Regions from separate parts of the Homo sapiens genome. Here region 2 is linked to region 1. Evidence: chromatin loops called from intact Hi-C (ENCODE). Cell type or tissue: Caco-2. All regions are shown on one strand. Links, peaks and the distances in the headings refer to the core of each region. The heading gives the core; the rest is flanking DNA.

Region 1 (2,914 bases), core at 306-2,805:
AAGTGCCACATATTACAGAAATTTTGAAAAAGCATGTAATGGAGAACAAAATCCCATACTCTCCCTTATCCCCATACCCAGACAGGAGGTATGCGAGGAAAGAGATGGAAGTTTCGCCCAGGACTAGACTTGTGCTGGGAATCGCCCTCTCTTGCCTATGTATACAGAGATTTGGAGGGGGATGTGGAGAGACTGGTGGAGTTATGGAGGGAAAGATAAGGCAGTATGTTTAAAGGAGATTTGGAGAAAAGTTTTCTGAAGGAGGGGCAAATGACCCTTTGCTATATCTCCTCATCAAAAAAAAAAAAAAAAAAAAGCCAAGAATCTACATTTCCTGTGTGTGCCTCTGGAATTCAATTTCTGTTGGGGTCGAAGGGGTTAAGAATAAAGGACACACTAAAATTAGCCTCAGGATGAGTGCATTGGCTCACGCCTGTAATCCTAGCACTTTGGGAGGCCAAGGCAGGCAGAACCCTTAAGATCAGGAGTTCAAGACCAGCCTGGCCAACATGGTGAAACCCCACCTCTACTAAAAAAAAAAAAAAAAAAAAAAAAAAGTTAGCCAGGCGTGGTGGCAGGCACCTGTGATCCCAGCTACTCTGAAGGCTGAGGTGGGAGAATCACTTGAACCTGGGAGACGGAGGTCAAACCATTGCACTCCAGCCTGGGCAACAGAGTCAGACTCCATCTCAAAAAAAGTAGTAATAATAATAACAATAAAATAAAATAAAGTTAGCCTCAAGGCAAGAGCAGTGTTCCTTAGGTTACATAATAAAAAGAAAGATTAAGAAACGCTGGGTGTGGTGGCTCACGCCTGTAATCCCAGCGCTTTGGAAGTCCAAGGCAGGTGGATCACCTGAGGTCAGGAGTTCGAGGCCAGCATGGCCGACATAGTGAAACCCCATCTCTACTAAAAATACAAAATTAGCTGTGCGTGGTGGCACATGCCTGTAATCCCAGCTACTCAGGAGACTGAGGCAGGAGAATTGCTTGAATCCGGGAGGCGGAGGTTGCAGTGAGTTGAGATAACACCACTGCACTCCAGCCTGGGCAAAGAGAGCGAAGGTCCATCTCAAAAAAAAAAAAAAAAAAAAAAAGAAAGAAAAGAAAAGAAAAGAAAAAGAAAGCAAGAAACCCATCCTCTAAAAGCAGAATTTGGGAAATATTTCCTTTAAAAGGCAAAATAGTAAATATTTCAGGGTTTGCCAGCACATATTATATCTGTTTCCTCTGTTGCATACTCCATGAAGCAGCTGAAAGAGGTCAAGAATCGAAGAGGTTCTAAGAGAGGAGAGGCTTTATTTTATAGTATAATATGAATTCTAATCATCATAATTATTTGCTCCGTTACCTGCCACAGTGAGAATTGTTAATTGTTATTTTAGGCGTTTTCCTCAGGTGTTCAGTTATTGTCCGAGGGCATGAGTAACACACAGTGATGCTAGCGGTAAAATGTGTGTGTGCCCAGAAAGGAAGCAGGTCCTTCCCCTTAGCGTAGAGGAAGGGCCACGTGCACCGAATGCACACAGGCCCCGTGCCTGACATTCCCACCACCTTACTAATGCCCGGTCCTCATGTTTACTCTTCGTTTAGGTCAAGGAAGCTGATCCGCTGAGTAATGGCTCAGTCATGATTTTTAACACCTCTGCCTTACCACATCTGTACCAAATCAAGCAGCTGCAAGCCCTGGCTAATTACAGCATTGGTGTTTCCTGCATGAATGAAATAGGCTGGTCTGCAGTGAGCCCTTGGATTCTAGCCAGCACGACTGAAGGAGGTAATTCCTGGGGTTCAGAATGTATATTGCCCCCAATGACATGTGATTCAACAAACCCTTCCCAGTGGCCTGACTGAGAGTTGAAACTTTGCTTTGTTTGGACTTTGTCTCTGGAGGAGAAAATTATTGAGGCGACTGATGAAAATGGGAAAGATATTTCCTCCATACTGTAAAAGCATTCAGTGACAAAACTTAGCCGTGTTATGTATAGGTAATCTTTTCTTTTACATAGGAGATAATAGCAGCACACTTTAAAACATGCTCTCTCACAACACAACAATCAATACATGTTACCAACACAGTGGTCAATACAGAAGCCTTCGGCCACTCCAATATATGTGGGGATTTCTCTCCACCAGCAAGCAGTCGGCTCTGCAGCGGAGACCAGCTGAGTGTCCTCCATTCAAGTCTGACACTACATGGAGATAGCTTCAGATCCCATAGGTTGAGGACTCAATCCCCAGGCCTCCCCTCCCTCCCAACCCCGTCCCCAGCCTTTAGATGCCAATCACAAGTCTGGGCCTCTGGAACTTCTGACTAAGTGTTTCCCATGACCTCAGCTTTGTGTCCAATTAATTTGCTAGAACGGTTCACAGACCTCAGGGAAATACTTATATTTACCAGTTTATCATAAAGGATATTACAAAGGATACAAATGAAGAGATGCGGAGGATGAGATATAGAAGGAAAGGGTGTGGAGCTTCCATGCCCTCCCTGGGCGCACCACCCTCCAGGAACCTGCACATGTTCAGCTATCTGGAAGCTCTCTGAACCCTGTTCTCTTGTTTTTTTGTGGAAGCTTCATGATGTCAGCATTCCTTCCTCCAGGTTATGGGTCAGGACCCCCTTTGTAATAAGGGTCTTATGACCCACAGTCAGAAAGATGGGGAAGATTAGAGTCCTGCATTGAGGCAGGTGAAAGGAGGGCGGGAAGAGGTCAGAGAGATTGTTTTCTGAGGCCTGCCCCTGAGGCGTAAAGCACCCAACATCATAGCAAAAGATTGTAACCAGGGCTATGGGAGTTGTAAGCCAGAAATCATGACAAAAACCTGTGTGTGTGTGTGTGTGTGTGTGTGTGTGTGTGTGTGTGTGTGTGTGTAGGTTATTATATATATGTACATATACACACATATATAC
Region 2 (2,914 bases), core at 134-2,633, 74 kb before region 1:
AGGTTTCTATTTCCATTCAGCATGTAGATTTTCTCTCTTTTGATCGAGAATGCACTTGACTAGCCTTCACCTATTACAGTCAAAGATGTTTTTTAGGAATACCTGGAAAGCTCAGTTTATAGTCAAGTAAGTTACTTAAAAGTTTTTCCTTTGAGATTTTCCTTTGAAAGCTCATTTACTCAAATGAAAAATTCTTAAACAGTGCACCCACTTTTTGCACGTTAAATTACATAAGCAATTTATAATTTGGGGCAACATAGCAATTTGAAACAAACTTTAAGAGCCAGGCAAAGAACTAAAGCAGTTCTGTTCTCCACTGCCCCTCCCTCCACCAAACCTTCAAAAATTCCTCAGCATTTCTGCCAGCCCCATTTTTCATAATCTGCTGCAAATCTGTTATTTGTTGCTACTAGTGAGGACTGGCCGTGAATAGTCTTGGAGGTAGTGAATGTGGTGAGAACTATGGAGAAAGTAATGGGAACAATAGTTTTGTGTTAAATACTTAAAAATTGGAGTGCTTTTGTTTTTCTAAAATTTTAAAAGGCTGTAATAACAAATTTTTGTAGCTGACAATCAACTTTAATCAGACAATCATAAAAAGGCCTTTTAAAATCCACCCAGCTGGAAGAATGAAAAGTTTCACCAATCGTTCTTGCACTTTTTGCTTTTGGTTTTGAACTTTACCTATGAGATGTGTGACAGTTTTACATCTCACCTTGTGAAAAGCTTAAAGAATGGGATTCTCACTGGCAGAATTACAGCACAAAGGAGTGCTGTATGAAGAAATTAAACATGGAAATTAGACTCTTCATCTAATTTTAAGATTTTCCTATTACACATTGTGGGTCTGAGTGCTTTGCTGACCACACAGGGGAGACAGAGAGAGAGACAATGAGAATATGTGTGTAGATTCTACACTGTTAGCAGTATAGAAGAATGGGTAAATAAAATTTAAGCATCACTTTAACCCAGGAAATCCCCTCTGCCCCCCAACACACATACACACTACACGTCTCACAAAGACATGCACACACAGAACTGGAACTGCCAAACCAGGAGCATTTCGAGGCTTTCCAGTCTTTCCTTTCTGCTCAGTCTCTGATGGGGGTGCCATTGAGCAGCAAAATGAGGCAAGCGGTGGCTCTCTGAAGGGCCAGGGAGAGGATGGAGCAAGATAAATATAAATGTGGATAAAAATGAATGCATTATGAGGACTTAGCTCATGACGAGGCTGTGTGTGCAGCTAAACTCAACCCTTAGAGTAAATTAGGCTTTTAAGATTCTTTAATGTTAATATTTCTTTTCCAAACTGATATTGTAACATGTATTCCAGTATATTGTAAACATCTTCCCAGAGGGAACTTTTAAGTTGTTCTGTTGCTTGTGGGCTTTATTCCAAAGGCTTCAAATGCTTTTTGAAAGTACATCGTGCATATTTTAAAAATGAATACTTTTAGAAAATTATTCTGACCCATTAAAGTGCTGAGTGGAATTCTTTTCTTTTCTTTCTTTCTTTTTTTTTTTTTTTTGGCAGGTTCTCATTCTGCCACCCAGGCTAGAGTGCAGTGGCACCATCACGGCTCACTGCAACCTCAACCTTCCGGGCTCAAGTGATCCTCCCACCTCAGCCTCCCAAGTAGCTATGACCACAGGCACATACCACCATGCCTGGCTAATTTTTTATTTTTTGTAGAGACAGGATCTCACTATGTTGCCCAGGCTGGTCTTGAACTCCTGGGCTCAAGCGATCTTCCCACCTTAGCCTCTCAGAGTGTGGGGATTATAGGCATGAGCCACCATGCACAGCTGAATACAATTTTTAAAAAATTAACAATAATTATGTTTTTTTGTTTTTGAGATAGAGTTTCACTCTTGCTGTCCAGGCTAGAGTGCAATGGCACAATCTCGGCTCACCGCAACTTCCCGCCTCCCGGGTTCAAGCAGTTCTCCTGCCTCAGCCTCCTGAGTAGCTGGGATTACAGGCATGCACCACCACGCCTGGCTAATTTTGTATTTTTGGTAGAGACAGGGTTTCTCCGTGTTGGTTAGGTTGGTCTCGAACTCCCAACCTCAGGTGATCTGCCTGCCTTGGCCTCCCAAAGTGCTGGGATTACAGGCATGAGCCACCACACCCAGCCAATAATTATATTTTTAAATCTTAATTTTTGAAATAATTTCCAGATAATTGTAGAAGGGCCAGTGAGTTACTAGTCAGCATTGGTCAAGAAGAGGTTCAATCTTTTTATGCCTGTGAATTGGGAACATGCTGCTGGGTAGAAAAACTGAGCTGGGACCTTGAACACACATGTGAAACAGTCGCTTTCCATATAATAGCCAGAATGAGATTTTGGAAACGAATCTGATTGTATTTTCCATTTGAAAATCTTCCAGTGGCTTCCTGTTCCCTACTAGAATTTGCAGAGACTCACAGCGAACCTCTTTGACCCATTTCCATTCACTTCCCTCTTGTTCCTACCACTCCAGCCACCTGTGTCTTCTTTCTAGGGCCTGAGCAGCCTTTGCAGTGACTCTTCCCTCTGGCTGGAACCTTTTTCCCAAGATCTCGGCATGCTGGCTTCTTCTCATCCTTTGGGTTTCAGTTCAGAGGTTCTCCTTGAGAAGCCTTCCCCAATAACCACCCCCTGCCAAAGTATCATATGCATACACCCCACTATCCCTTAAATTTAATTTCCTGATAATGCTTCTCACAACCTGATCAGTTCCTTCCTTCCTTCCTTCCTTCCTCCCTCCCTCCCTCCCTCTATTTCTTTATTGACAGAGTCTTGCAATGGCAAATTCTCTGCTCACTGCAACCTCCGCCTCCCAGGTTCAAGCAATTCTCCTGCCTCAGCCTTCCCAGTAGCTGGGATTACAGGCACCTGCCACCACAGCTGGCTAATTTTTGTATTTTTAG

The links. A loop is a pair of places that touch in the nucleus more often than their neighbours do. Peaks named below come from ENCODE experiments on the same cell type or tissue, not always from the same donor. Only the 100,000 strongest peaks of a DNase experiment are listed, where the experiment ranks them.
Region 2: it touches region 1 in a loop (3-fold over the local background); 23 of 110 quality-filtered maps call a loop at or near these places.

Annotation. Positions count from the first base shown.
Region 1 is chr2:111,973,696-111,976,609 of GRCh38, forward strand. It overlaps MERTK (MER proto-oncogene, tyrosine kinase), which reads left to right. Exons shown (of 19, transcript NM_006343.3): 7 at 1,594-1,777. Among named protein-coding and RNA genes, the nearest start is that of MERTK, 77 kb to the left of the region's middle. RefSeq lists an enhancer at 1,497-1,791. In Caco-2, for the core only: no CTCF peak of the experiment used is centred there; a DNase peak (open chromatin) is centred at 1,546.
Region 2 is chr2:111,900,047-111,902,960 of GRCh38, forward strand. The region is part of intron 1 of MERTK (MER proto-oncogene, tyrosine kinase); the gene reads left to right. Among named protein-coding and RNA genes, the nearest start is that of MERTK, 2.9 kb to the left of the region's middle. In Caco-2, for the core only: a CTCF peak has its summit at 1,084; a DNase peak (open chromatin) is centred at 1,105; H3K4me3 peaks cover 58 bases.